2 separate regions of the Homo sapiens genome follow, and region 2 is linked to region 1. The links are chromatin loops, found by intact Hi-C in ENCODE. Cell type or tissue: endothelial cell of umbilical vein. All regions are shown on one strand. Links, peaks and the distances in the headings refer to the core of each region. The heading gives the core; the rest is flanking DNA.

Region 1 (2,919 bases), core at 214-2,713:
AGTAGCCACTTTTTTTAAGTAAAAAGGTTAAATATTTTAATATTATATTTTAACATGATGAAATATCCAAAATATTATTATTTTAACACATAATCAATATAAACAAGTTGTCAATGAGAGATTTTATGCCTTTTTTTGTACTAAACCTTCAAGATCTGGTGTAGATTTTACACTTATACATTTCAAGTGCTCGGTAGCCACATGTGGCTAGTGCTACCATATTAGACAACATGGATCTAGATCCTTCCGTCTCTAATGCCACCACCCAAGTCTAGGCCATTGTTTCCCTCACCCAGCTTCTGGCACCAGGCTCCCAAATGGGATTCTAGTTTCCCTCCCTGTTCACTTCAATCTGTTCTCCAGGTAGCAGCAAGGATGAAATAGAAAGTATCAGTTAGACCTCATCACTTCCATGCATAAGATCTTTCCTCATCTTCCCATGAGAGTCAGAATAAAATTAAAATCCCTACCAAGCACAACAGGACCCTGTGTTTTTTGTGCCTACTGCCCTTTCCAACCTTACTCCAACCACTCCCCTCCTGCTCACTGCCATCTGGCCACACTCACTCACTTTCAGCTTAACAAGCCCACTCCCGCCTCAGGACCTTTGCATGTGCTTTTTCTCCCTCTTTTAATGACTGGATCTATCTCATCCTTCAGGTTTCAATTTGAAATTTCTCCTACTCAGGAAAGCCTGCCCTTACCAGCCTTCTTAATAAAAAGTTCCCTGCCCCCACCACCACCACTCTCCATCTCACAGCACTCACCATAATTTATACGTATTGCATTTATTTACTTTTTAAAAATCTGTCTCCTTCACTGGTAAGCTTTAAGCAAGCTTGTATTATTTTTATAATTTTTTAAAGCATAAGGCAACCTCTGGTGGACTGAGGTGGTGAGACTGGAGAGAGTCGGAGCCTGTATCACACCCTGGGAGGCTGCTGCAAGTCTCGGGTGGGGAGGGCCGTTCAGGTGTGATACTGGCAGGGCCATCAAATGCCCTTCAGCTTGGCCTCTGGATGTTGTCCTAAAAGAAGCGAGAGGGGGAGGAATATAGAAAGACCGAAAGAGCAAAGTGTCTTATTGTGAGTGTCACTCAGGCGGTGAGAATTCTCTTCTAAACCCCATCCCGGTTCTCAGGAAAAGCCCCAGCGGGGTAACGAGGTGAGTCGGCAAGGCTCCCAGTAGAAGACGCAATTCCCAATAAATCCACAAGGTGGCAGAGCAGAAGGTGGAACCAGGGACAACTAAGATCAGGGGAAAGAGCTCAAGGCCACTAAGGTTAATTATTCAAGAAGTTGCCAGCGATTCCAGAGAATCTACTGGAGGTGGAGAGAGAGGGTGCTGCTGCACCTAAAACTATTTCCGTACTTTTATTTTAATTGATGTACTATTGAAGGCATTCATCAGATGTTGTGGCCTAGGAAAGCGGTACAGTAAGTCCTCATAACATTATTGCTGATAAATTCTTGGAAACTGAGACTTTAAGCCAAATGGTCCAGAATGAACCAATTTTACCATAAGCTAATTGATATACACAAGAGGTGAGTTCCTATGGCATATTTCTGGTCACAAAACATCACCAAACTTCTAAATAAGGACCCAAAACATTTCTAATATCAAACGTTGAAGGCTATACATGTATTTAAGAAAGATTAATAAAAACAAGTAAGATAGTTATTAATATTTACCCACTTATTCTAGTTCAGGGCCGTGGTGGCTGGAGCGTGTCCCAGCAGCTCAGGGCACCAGGCAGAAACCAGCCCTGGAGAAGACACCATTCCATCGCAGGGCACACTCTCACACACCCACCCACACACACTCACGCGGGGACAATTCAGACACACCAATGAACATAACGTGCACAGCTTTAGGATGTGGGAAGAAACCGAAGTACCCAGAGAAAACCCACGCAGACATGGAAAGAACATGCAAACTCCACACAGACAGTGGCCCGGGGCTGGAATCAATTTTTTTTCTCATCAACATTGTAATGAAACAACGTTGAAGGAAACAATGTTATTTGAGGACCTGTTGTGTTAACTATTTGATAACATTTAAAAGCCTATAAAGGAATAATGCTACCACCCATATTCACAACACCCAAACACAACTTTTTGTTTGGGTGAGTTTCCCTTTTTTTTTTTTTTTTTTTTTTGGAAGGAACTGTCCCATTACACAGATATTTAAGTGTCATTGACAAATGACAAACCCAACATTCTAGAGTTCTAAATGTCATCACACTGAACTATAGAAACTTTAGAGACAAGAGAACTTCGTTTTGTTTTTGTTTTTTGAGAGAGGGTCTTGCTCTGTCGCCCAGGCTGGAGTGCAGTGGCACAAGCATAGCTCACTGCAGCCTCACCCTCCTGGGTTCCAATGATCCTCCTGCCTCAGCTTCTCAAATAGCTGGAACCACAGGCGTGCACTACCATGCCCAGCTAATTATTTTTATTTATTTATTTATTTATTTTAGAAACAGGGTCTTGCTATGTTGTCCAGGCTGCTCTTAAACTCCTGGGCTCAAGTAATCCTACCCCCTTGGCCTCCCAAAGGAACATTTTTTTAAGTATAGAAAAATGCCAAATCTGTCCCCATCAAGAGAATTATAATGTGTCGACATTTTTTAGGCCCAGGGTAAATTAAATAAATTCTAACAGTCCTCTCCATATTTGCTTTCATCTTTTTTACTGTCTACCTCACATGTACATTGTAAAGAATTATATATACATTGTAAAAATATGGAATTTATAGTATAGTTGGTAGACTAGACTACAGTATTTTTTAAAATAATGATAGTAACTTTAAAGCAATGATAGTAACTCCATAAGCTGTGTGTGGTGCTTATGGGTCTAGATCCTTCCATCTCTATTGTCACCACCCACATCTAGGCCACTGTTATCTCTCACCCAGCACCAG
Region 2 (2,919 bases), core at 1-2,500, 120 kb after region 1:
AGATCTACAAAACCGACACCCATGTCATTTTAAATGATGAGGTAGATTGTTTCCTATGCAGTAAAGTGAAGATAACAAAAAAATCCATACAACTTCCAAATCCTCTTTAAAAAAAAAAAAAAGTTTGGGTTATAGTCACTTTCACAAACAAGACATTCATAAACTATAAGGTGGAGAGGTCATACTCAGGCAGGTTCTGTACTTGATGTGTTACTTGGAGATTCAATAATCAGTCTTGGGTCAATCAACTCTTTCCAAAATACAGTGATCTGAGGAAAAAGACAAAATACCCAGTTTAGGCACTTCATTTTGAGGTCATACCGGTTAATTCAGCCACGTAAATTTTCCGTCTGTGTAGAATGATTGAAGAACGGGAATAATTTGGGTTCCAATAAACTGAGTTCAATTGCAGTATAGTAACTCTTTAGGCCAGGCGCTGTGGCTCACACCTGTAATCCCAGCAATTTGGAAGGCCGAGGGGGAGAAATGCTTGAGCCCAGGAGTTCAAGATCAGCCTGGGAAACCTAGTGAGACCCCATCTCTATTATTTTTTTTAATTAAAAAACAAAACAAAAAAAAAGAGGCCAGGCATGGTAGCTCACGCCTATAATCCTAGCACTCTGGGAGGCCAAGGCAGTCGGATCATCTAAAGTCAGGAGTTCAAGACCAGCCTGGCCAACCTGTGTCTCTGCAAAAATACAAAAATTAGCCGGGCATGGTGACGCATGCCTGTAGTCCCAGCTACTCGGAAGGCTGAGTCAGGAGAATCGCTTGAACCCAGTAGGTGGAGGTTGCAGTGAGCGGAGATCGCGCCACTGCACTCCAGCCTGGGTGACAGAGTGAAACTCTGTGCTGGGAAAATAAATAAATAAATAAATAAATAACTCATTTACTTAGAATGAAGCTAAATTTTACATTAAACATATTTCATCTTTCTTTGATTAAGAGCAGGAGATGCAGGGGTTGCGGGAGGGAGTAGCTCCCCCAACCCCTGCATTTGATTTGCCCTGTGGACAGGTGGCCTGGAGACCTTCTGGCAACTAGACATGGTCCAGATGGGTATCATTAGGCTGCTGATGCCCTTTTGCGCCGCTCTGTAGTTCTTATCCTACACTACCTAAAAACAGGAACTATTTCACAGCCCACCAAGAGAAAAACTCTAAGGCTTGGTCCTATGAATGAATAATGAGGGCCATCTAGTGTCAAAAAAGGTAATTACAGGCTTTTTGTTTTTGAGATAGGGTATCACGTCTATAGTCCAGGCTGGAATGCAGTGGCATTCAGGACTCACTGCACCTTCCACCTCCTGGGCTCAAGCGATCCTCCTGCCTCGCCCCCACCACCCCCAAAGGTGGCTGGGACTACAGGCATGTGTCACCACTCCCGGTTAATTTTTGTATTTTTTTGTAGAGACGGGGTCTCGCCATGTTGCCCAGGCTGGTCTTGAACTCCTGGACTCAAGGGATCGGCCCGCCTCAGCCTCCCAAAGTGCTGTGATTACAGGCATGAGCCACGGTGCCCAGCCTAATTACAGGCTTTCTATTCTACTTCAAGTCTCTGTTTAGGGCATAGAGAGAAAAGCCTCCAAGGTTTAATTTTCCAATGCGGTTTCCAATTTCAACCAAAAAAAACTATTGCAAATAAAGAAATACAGGAGACCAGGCCAAATCTGCTGATCCTACCACAAACACTAAAAATGTGTTTCTGGAATAAATCCCTAAAAGTGTCATCTACCTTAAAGACAAGGTAAAACACAGTCTGGCTAGGGTTTCTACAAGTTCACACTTCAGAAAAAATATGTTTGCAATATTGAAACTTACAGAATAATATCTATAACATTTCAAGTATAAACACCTTAAAAGAGAGCATTTTCTTAAATCTAACTTCCATTTAATGCCACCATAACCTAATGAGCTAGCCACTGCCAGCAACTCTGGTAGGTCTGGCTGCTTAAAAAGGTATAAATCGGCCGGGCGCGGTGGCTCACACGTGTAATCCTAGCACTTTGGGAGGCCGAGGCGTGCAGATCACGAGGTCAGGAGATTGAGACCATCGTGGCCAACGCGGGGAAACCCTGTCTCTAGTTAAAAAAATACAAAAAATTAGCCAGGCGTGGTGGCAGGCGCCTGTAATCCCAGCTACTCGGGAGGCTGAGGCAAGAGAATGGTGTGAACCCGGGAGGCGGAGCTTGCAGTGAGCGGAGATCACGCCACTGCACTCCAGCCTGGGTGACAGAGCTAGACTCTGTCTCAAAAAAAAAAAAAAAAAAAAAAGGTATAAACCATATACTTCCCAAAATGGCAATTTAAGGATTTAAAGAAAGTCAGAGGATGAGATCATCATTTTATGTCACTCTTCAAACTGTTGTGCTATTATAAGTTGGAACTCTCGGGCCAGGCATGGTGGCTCACCCAGGCACGGTGGCCTGTAATCCAACACTTTGGGAGGCCTAAGTGGGCAGATCACTTGAGGTCAGCAGTTCAAGACCAGCCTGGCCAACATGGTAAAACCCCGTCTCTACCAAAAATATAAAAATTAGCTGGGTGAGGTGGCAAGCGCCTGTAATTCTAGCTACTCCAGAGGCTGAGGCATGAGAATCGCTCGAACCTGAGAGGTGGAGGTTGCAGTGAGCCAAGATCATGCCACTGCATTTCAGCCTGGGCAACACAGTGAGACTCTCTCAAAAAAACAAAAGTTGGAACTGTGGTAACACTTGGGGGATAGTGGTGACAGCAAGGGGACATAATAGAGGCTTCTGGGAGTGGGTGTTATGTTCTATTTCCTGATCTGGGTCTGGTTACATGGGTATGTTCATGTGAAAGTTGTTCAAGCCATGTAGTTATATGCACTTCTCTGAACGTGTATGCCAATAAAGTTTCTAAATATGCTACCCTTTCCTACTGGAATCCTTATATAGCT

Evidence for each region. Peaks named below come from ENCODE experiments on the same cell type or tissue, not always from the same donor. Only the 100,000 strongest peaks of a DNase experiment are listed, where the experiment ranks them.
Region 2: it touches region 1 in a loop (17-fold over the local background); 101 of 110 quality-filtered maps call a loop at or near these places.

What each region holds. Positions count from the first base shown.
Region 1 is chr17:56,818,632-56,821,550 of GRCh38, forward strand. All of the region lies in intron 4 of C17orf67 (chromosome 17 open reading frame 67), which reads right to left. Among named protein-coding and RNA genes, the nearest start is that of C17orf67, 14 kb to the right of the region's middle. In endothelial cell of umbilical vein, for the core only: a CTCF peak has its summit at 1,198 (motif pointing right); a DNase peak (open chromatin) is centred at 1,230.
Region 2 is chr17:56,938,886-56,941,804 of GRCh38, forward strand. COIL (coilin) reads right to left here. Exons shown (of 7, transcript NM_004645.3): 7 at 1-269. The coding sequence ends at 186. Among named protein-coding and RNA genes, the nearest start is that of COIL, 21 kb to the right of the region's middle. In endothelial cell of umbilical vein, for the core only: a CTCF peak has its summit at 1,219 (motif pointing left); a DNase peak (open chromatin) is centred at 1,176; H3K27ac peaks cover 764 bases.